Regions from separate parts of the Homo sapiens genome. Here region 1 is linked to region 2. Evidence: chromatin contacts called from ENCODE Hi-C data. All regions are on one chromosome and are shown on one strand. Each heading gives the region's core, a stretch centred on a gene start or an enhancer-like site at or near the end of the contact. The rest is flanking DNA. Distances are from core to core; before and after follow the strand shown.

Evidence for each region. Hi-C counts contacts between places; a loop is a spot of excess contacts on that map. Pooled maps may share reads with other maps.
Region 1: a loop to region 2 is called in a pooled map, with 5 times the contacts of the local background. The contact joins the enhancer-like site here to the promoter of AGAP1-IT1 in region 2. A Hi-C loop is called at or near these places in 1 of 168 maps with a recorded cell type or tissue (endothelial cell of umbilical vein), 4 of 37 single-sample maps with no recorded cell type and 7 of 50 pooled maps.

The regions. Positions count from the first base shown.
Region 1 is chr2:236,178,802-236,183,134 of GRCh38, reverse strand. The region is part of intron 1 of GBX2-AS1 (GBX2 and ASB18 antisense RNA 1); the gene reads right to left. Among named protein-coding and RNA genes, the nearest start is that of GBX2, 13 kb to the right of the region's middle. RefSeq lists enhancers at 2,780-3,295, 3,296-3,813. Within about 2 kb of position 2,959, at least 3 of the 41 ENCODE cell types and tissues checked have a DNase peak (open chromatin) inside an H3K27ac peak, as active enhancers do; they include endothelial cell of umbilical vein, where a contact is called at or near this core.
Region 2 is chr2:235,503,290-235,507,354 of GRCh38, reverse strand. AGAP1-IT1 (AGAP1 intronic transcript 1) reads right to left here and starts at 1,604. Exons shown (of 2, transcript NR_131900.1): 1 at 1,555-1,604; 2 at 1-402. The region is part of intron 1 of AGAP1 (ArfGAP with GTPase domain, ankyrin repeat and PH domain 1); the gene reads right to left. RefSeq lists an enhancer at 1,806-2,312.

The DNA.
Region 1 (4,333 bases), core at 1,710-4,209, 670 kb before region 2:
AGAGAGAAAGAGAACAAAAAGAAAGAGGAGATAGAGAAGGAGGAAGAAGAGGAGATGGAGAAGGAGGAAGACAAGGAGGAGGGAGACAAAACCAAGAAAAGGAAAGGAGGCAATTAGAGAAGCAGGGAGGGAAAGAAGGAGAGAGGGAGGTAAGCTAGTTGATAAACATCTAAAGAGGCATTCTACTTTAAGACTAGAATTATCTTGGCTTACTTCTTTTCCAGTGAACAAAATATATTCTGGTTTGTTTGTTGGTTGGTTTGTTTGTTTTATTAAAGGGTCTAAAAACGTTTTCCTTTCTTACACAGTTCACACTGAACATCATTCTTTTTCTCACTGAGTGTATTACCTAAACTCAATTCTACAAGGCCTAAATTATTTCCTTTAATTTCAAATTTAGTTTTTAATGACACATTCACACAGCTCAAAATTCAGAAAGTAACAAAAGAGTAAAGGATGCGTTTACTGGCTGTTTCTACTTTAAAAAAAAAAAAAAAAGATAGCAGAGGGCCGGGCACAGGGGTTCATGCCCGTAATCCCCGCCTTTTGGGAGGCAGGAGGATCATTTGAGCCCAGGAGTTCAAGACCAGCCTGGGCAACACAGTGACACCTTATCTCTACCAAAAATTTGAAAATTCACCGGGCATTGTGGCATGCGCCTGTGGTCTCAGCTACTCAGGAGGCTGAAGCAGGAGGATCACTTAAGCCTGGAAGGTCAGGGCTCCAGTGAGCTATGATTGTACCACTGCACTCCAGCCTGGATGACAGAGTGAGACCCTGTGTCAAAGAAAAAAAAAAAAAGACAACAGAGGAATATTTTGCCTCCAACTTTTATTGAATGTCTTTGATTATTACTTGTCATTTGACGACAGAGAATTAAAAAAGAAGTGGCTGGGCACAGTGGCTCACACCTGTAACCTCTGCACTTTGGGAGGCCTAGGAAGGTGGATTGCTGGAGTTCAGGAGATCAAGACCAGCCCGGGCAACCCTATCTCTGCCAAAAATACAAAAAATTAGCCAGGTGTGGTGGCACATGCCTGTGGTCCCAACTACTCAGGAGGCTGAGATGAGAGGATCGCTTGACCCTGGGAGGCAGAGGTTGCAGTGAGCTGAGATCGTGCTACTATACTCCAGCCTGGGTGGCAGAGTGAGACCCCATCTCAAAAAAATAAAATACACAAATGAAGCTCTCCACTAATATTGGTCCTGGGGAGGCTGGCCTCTGTCCGCACCAACCATGTCCAGGACAGGACGAAACATTCATGGTTGGACCATCAGACACAATCCACAGTCCACAGGCAATTAGTACACAGACCCAGTACTGTGTGACGTGTTATGTTTAAAACTCTGAACCCAGCATTAGGCCTGCCTTTTTAGTATATTTACGTTGATTTAAGTTACTTGATAATCATCGACTCAGTATGGTTTAAAGAAAATCAAAGCCACTGACTCTTTAAGTCTATGGAGCATTTGCTGATCCCAGTTAACTGTATATAATTGTCAAATTTCCAATCTCTGAAATGACCCTTTGGACACACACTGATGGGGCAGGCTGTTGAACTTTTGCAAAGAACACTTAACCTTCTGCAGAAATGGTGTAAAATACAGGCTTGCGGAATGAGCTGGTCCACTCCAGTGCCCCCACCTCCTGTCCACGCCAGGCACCTAAGAAGCTGCTCAATCACTACAATTTCGGGTGCTATTAGCTTGCCAAGTGCTTTTCATCTTTTAAGGGCTGCCCAAGGGCCAAGGGATAAATCAGGAATGTTGTATCTTTTATTCCATTATTTTAAGGATAAATTACTGCTTAGTCAAATTTGTTATGTCCAGATGGGATATGCAGAAACCCCTGTATTTCAATTATGGTCAATACTGCATCTCATTTCTAGGATTTAAGTGTAGTTTGAGAACATCAAAATCCTTTTCAAACTCCGGGATTTGCGTTGAAATTGTTAACATCTTTCTCTGTTAAAACAAAAATTAATTTCACTAAATTGCTAAAATAAGCCTGAGGAATCTAGAACCCTGCGGAAGATTGAATAGGTATTGAAATTCATTTTCAGAGAGGCCTGCAGGTGGCGCCATAAGCAAACGGTCTTACCCTCTCCCACCAACCTACTCTCCCCAGAATTTAAAAAGGAGGAAAACAGGAAGATCTTAGCTCACATGATAAAGGGGAGGGGAGCCTACGAAAACTACAGATTCGTAAACTATCATATAGAATCGTGCTGCCATAATAAAAAATTCAATAATTAAAATATTGATTATGGAATTGCCTGCTTCCTTTGTATTAAATATGTGCAGTTTATAGTTAATGTGTTTATAAATAAATATAATTTTCAGTTGAATTTTTTATGATACCATAATAACATCCCAATCCTCATTTGTGTGTTAAACGTGTTCTTTAACAAAATTATACATTTACTATTGCAATGTAACTAGCTGGGTTTTCAGCCTTCATCTAATTTTCCAGAATGGTATTTCTGCAGTCCTAACATTCTTTGCTTAATCACTCCGATAAAAACGGTGGATTTCTTTGTAATGCAATTTGTAAGCAAAAAACATGATTGAGAATGCAGTATTTGCTGTCAACTATGTTTAACACAGGGTTTTAATTTAGCGGGTAATTATTCATTTGGTAGACGCTTTTTCCATTCACATTTATTTTCCCTGCTCTTAAGAAAGTTCGTAAGTTTGGAGAACCTTGGAAAACCAGGGTTGTGGCGTATTTGATGTAAGCCAGAGTTTGATACAGATGTTATCGCAAGAGAACATTTTTTTTATCTGCTAAAGACAGGAGGTCACATTAACTCGTAATACAGACACATAAAAATGTGATTATGGGTTCTAAACAGAACGCAGTAGGCTCCTAGTTAACACAATGAGATTTCTAGGAAGTGATGCATAAATTCTTCAAAAATGACACATTTCTCACGTTCCATTCCAATTAAATTACTGAGGCAGCTAACAGCCATGAGCACAAAGTACGGGATAAAATGAGGGTTTGCTTCTTGTAACTGTGTCTCTGTGAAAGTATATTTTTATGAGAAGCAGTTAATATTAAGCTATTATTTTTCAGCTGTGCTGGAAGGGATGTCTTGAGCCTTTCTTGTCGCGCTCTCCCCAGAAGAGCCTCCCCCTTTGTTTCTTGGGTTTGCTGATAGGAAGAGCGCGTTGCTCCACCGGCTACCGCCTTCACCTGGGGCTTTGGAGTGAAAGGGACCAGCCCAGGAAGGGGTCCCCAGCACCAGTCCCCAAGGGTGGGTGTAATCGCTGCCCAGAGGCCCTCAGCCAGGAGATTCAAAGGTGGGAGGCGCCCCCTCCGCTCCGCTCCCCCTACCCGCAGCGCCCGGCCGGGACGGGAGGTGCGGGGCTGGCCCCCACTCGCGATCCGCGAACACGCGGGGCCTGTCCTCCACGCCCAGCTCAGGCTTCAGGGACACGAGCGCCCCGCGGCTGCGCGGCGTGGGAGGGGGTTCCGACAGCCTGCGGAGCCCAGCCCCACCCTCCCCAGACCCGCTGGCAGCAAGAGGGGTTCAGGGCTGTTGCCCCGGGAAGGAGGCCCGAAGAGCTTGCAGCCGCCGGGAGGGGTGGGGCGGGAGGGGGCGTCGGAAGACAAAAGGATGTGAGGCTTTAAATTCAAAAAGATGTTTTGAAAGCCAAGCGCTGGGGTTTGAAAGGCGCTGGGAGGACGGCGGCAGAGCGATCCCAATCAGAAATGCGATTTGAAGTCCTAATGAACTTGATTGCGTGAACATTTATAATCCCCCATGGCCCTAAATGAAATCAGATATAATCAGAAGATACAGGGAAGGGAGTGTTTACAGCCGACGCCGGGCGGCCGCGGGACGGGGAGATGCGGCCCCGGTATTGATGTCGAAAATGATGGATAACGCGGGAATGGCAAATATACTATTTGTCTAATGGCTCGGCAATTAAATTCCCCTGTAAATGACCCATGCCTCATTTCATCCTAATCTATGGAATTTTGATTGAATTCGTCAGCTCTAATTGAAAAATACTGCACTTTAATGTCTGCATTGCAGTTTCAGGACGAGAGTGGTTTTAATGAGACAGTGCCCCCATGACCCGGGAATATTTGAGACTTTTATTCGGAATTTAAAGCCAGGAGATTGCTCGACTGAGCCCTGAGATTTCCTCTCCTGTATCCACGTCCATCCATCTCCAGACGCGATTTAATAAACGCACTTAAGGATAAATGCGCCCCCGACCCTCGCGCCAACGTGTTACCCCACGGGCGCCCCTCCTCGGAATAAGGGACGGCGGAGGCCGGGGAGGCGGGGGAGTTGGGGGGCTCAGAAGGTCCTGGTCC
Region 2 (4,065 bases), core at 355-2,854:
TCCCCCGCCATCACCATCCAGACTCTTGCTAGCTTCTCACTTATCCTCCTCACTGTTTACATCTTCTCATCCTAAACACGGATTCATAACTAACGTCTTCATAAAACCACAGGGGACAGGGTGACAGAGACAAAAACTCCTTAGTCAGTCGGCACGCAGGACACTCGGCAACTGTCCATCTATCGATGACAAGACAGATTCTGGGCAGCTGCTCCATTCAGGGCTGTGCAGGTACTGATGCTCAGCATTAAAGAGACGACTCACGACTACAGAGCAGTCACCCAGAGAAACGGCAGGAGGTCCTAAGTCAGGGTCGCCCCAGCGCGAGGTAACCAGCTGCCCACGAGCTCCAGGGAGAAAGACTCAGCAAGCGGCCACTCCAGCTCCCTCCAAGCTCAAGTCCTGTGAGAGACGATAATGTACACAAGACTGGAAGAAAAAGTCACCAAAACAAACCTTGCCCATACCCTGTGGGCAGACGGCTGAGGTGTCTATGCCACCTGCTCTGCCATTCACTTCCCGAGGCCCCGCCCTCATTCTCTCCCAGCTTTGCAAACCGTCAGCACAGGAAAGAGGATGAACATGGATGTGAGTGAGGAAAACAAGAGTGTGTGCTTAGCTTTCGTGTGTGGCTTTGCATCTCACTGGCCCTGCCCATACAGACCCGGCTTCCGGTGGCTCCTAACCAAGAATGTTCCCAGTGGCATCCTATTTTCAAAACAAGAAACTCTTGGACAAATAAATTCAAGTTTCTATGTAAAATTCTGAATTTTATGTCCAGAAAACCCCCCAAAAGACAATATCATAGTCATCACAGTTCAATTTTTTTTTTTTTTGAGACAAGATCTCACTCTGGCACCCAGGGTGGAGCGCAGTGATGCAATCATAGCTCACTGCAGCCTGCAACTCCTTGGCTCAAGTGATCCTCCTGCCTCAGCCACTCAAGTAGCTAGGACTAAAGGCACTTGCCACTGTGCCTAGGCTGGTCTCAAACTCCTGGCCTCAAGCAATCCTCCCACTTCGGCCTCCCGAAGCGCTGAGATTACAAGCATTAGCCACCGCACCTGGCTTCAAATTTTTTAAAATATTGAAACCCGAGCTAAATAAATAAATAAATAAAACAGGGCCGGGCACAGTGGCTCATGCCTGTAATCCCAGCACTTTGGGAGGCCAAGGCGGGTAGATCACCTGAGGTCAGGAGTTTGAGACCGGCCTGGCCAACGTGGTGAAACCCTATCTCTACTAAAAACATAAAAATTAGTTGGGTGTGGTGGTGCATGCCTGTAGTCCCCGCTACTCAGGAGGCTGAGGCAGGCGAATCACTTGAACCTGGGAGGCAAAGGCTGCAGTGAGCTGAGATCACACCACTGCACTCCAGCCTGGGCGACAGAGCAAGATTCCGTCTTAAAAAAAAAAAAAAAAAAAGAAAAGAATTTTAAAAAAAGCACTCCCCTCTCCAAGCAGGATCCATAATCAGTAGTAGACCGTCCAACAAAAGGTCTCCCAGCCTGCTCTCGGGGGCTGTCAAGGATCACTTATCATTCGGCCGCCTACCCCGCTCTTCCCAGGCTGAAGTGACTCTGTTCTGGATGCTCCAATCCTAGTACCCACTAGCCTGGAAAGCCCTCCTGACTGCTACCTGGCTTCCAGGATCTCTCCCTGGACTCCGCCCCATCTCCCAGGCCCCTCCCACACAGCCTTGTGTGGCTGCGATCTCTACCTGTATCAGTGGCTCCTGGGGGAGATCTGAAGGGCCCTGAGTGTCCCACACATCTGCCTGTTCTCCCAGCTTCAAAAACTGCGCTCTGCCCAGTGCAGAGGCTTGATAAAATCTTGTCTATTGATTCTCACATTAGCCACTTCCCCTACTAAACAAAGTGAGTATAAACTTGGTCCTCCCACCACCATCCCTCAAAATAAATATTTGCCATTGCAAAGCCACCAGAGAAATCCACACACGCACACACTGCCCTCACTCAATCCATGGCCCCGCGTGTCCTTCCTGGCTCTGGCCTTGTTTAGCACTGGCCTTTGTGGAGGGGGATGGGCAGCTCCCAGGACACAGCGCTGGAACAAAGAAAATTACTCCTTGAGTTGGCAACACTTAGCTTTTTTTCTTCTTTTGTGTCTTCAGCATAATTGCTACAAACAACAAAAACTGAATAATGCTAATACGTAACTATGAAGGCCATAACACAGTTTAGGCCAAACATACAGAGTGAATTCCCTTTCAAAGACCAACACAGATCCAGTGGGTTATCTAAAACCCAGCACAGGGATGGATTGAGGCTGCTTGGGGCTCAGCCAGAAAGAGTCCCCCAGTTGACAACTGACTTCTGCCAGGAGCCAAGGAGAGCCAAAGGGGCCCCTGTTCCAGTCCCAGAGGAACTGCGCCCTCTTCCTGGTGAGGGATTTCGCTCACACAGCTCCATGCACACAGCCGTCATTATTCAACTAACAAGGAATTAATAGCCTGCAGACAATCCAAAAGTTTAAAAACCTAATCTCTAAGTGCTGGAAATGCATTAGCCATGCAAACATTTGTTTATGAACAAACAACTGAAAGAATGAAAATCAGCAAAAGGAGACAAACGGCCATCCTGAGTGTCATAAAATGAACCTTGAAAGCACTGAAAGGTTTCCCAGATAGGGGCTGCTGGGCTGCAGGAGCGGCTTCACGAGCAGCTACGTCCAACCCACAGAGAGAAAGACACAGCCCAGCACACACCCGACAGAAATGAGGCCATATGGGCACCAAAAGGCAAGTGAGAATCTGCACAGTGGTGCTATTCATGACAGCCCCAAAACAGGCAGCCACTCAAACACTGACAGCCCCCGAAACAGGCAGCCACTCAAACACTGACAGCCCCCGAAACAGGCAACCACTCACACACTGACAGCCCCCGAAACAGGCAGCCACTCAAACACTGACAGCCCCCGAAACAGGCAGCCACTCAAACACTGACAGCCCCCGAAACAGGCAGCCACTCAAACACTGACAGCCCCCGAAACAGGCAACCACTCAAGCACATATCACAGGCAGAAGAGACCAATAAATGGGGGCTACAATTTCTAACGACCCTCACGACAGATGAGTCTGTGCTGGCCACTGAACTGGATGCTGGTCCCACATGTGATCAGTTTGTGAAAACTTTCTCCTTTATGACTTGGGCACCTTTCTCTGTTATGTGTCAAAAAAAAAAGAGAGTTCGAGGCTGGGCGTGGTGGCTCAAGCCTGTAAACCTAAGACTTAGGGAGGCCAAGGCAACATAGCGAGACCCCATCTCTACAAAAAAAATTAAAAAATTAGTCGGGCATGGTGGTGCGTGCCTGTGGTCCCAGCTATTTGGGAGGCCAAGGCAGGAGGATCGCTTCAGGAAAGCAAGGCTTCAGTGAGCCACGATCGTGCCACTGTACTTCAGCCTGATTGACAGAGACTGTCTCAAAAATTAAAAACTAGGCCAGGCACAGTGGCTCATGCCTGTAATCCCAGCACTCTGGGAGGCTGAGGCAGGTGGATTGCTTGAGTCCAGAATGTCAAGACCAGCCCAGGCAACATGGTGAAACCCCGTCTCTACTGAAAATCCAATGAATTAGCCAGGCATGGTGCACATCTGGAGTCCCAGCTACTTGGCGGGGGCTGAGGTGGGAGGATTACTTGAGTCTGGGAGGTTGAGGCTACAAATGAGCCCCAATAGTGCCACTGCACTTCAGCCTAAGCAACAGAGTGAGACCCTGTCTCAAAAAATAAATAAATAAATACTAACAAGTTCCAAGAAATAAAAGAGTTTGAAGTGGTCTCAATCCCACCAATTCCAAACCCAAACTTCAAGTACTACATGGACACTCAGAGACCCAGGCTTGATTGTTGAAGCTAAAATTAACACAATGCTGTTCCCCGCCAATCACACCATCCCCTCCCAAATCAGGTTCACCAGGCTGAACTTCCAGCAGGAGCAGTCTCGTCAGAACAGGAGCAGATACGCGATCCCGGCTCACAGCAGCACCCCAGACCTTCGAAAACAACAACAAAGGGGGTGCAGACAGGCTTCCGGAAACGCCCTC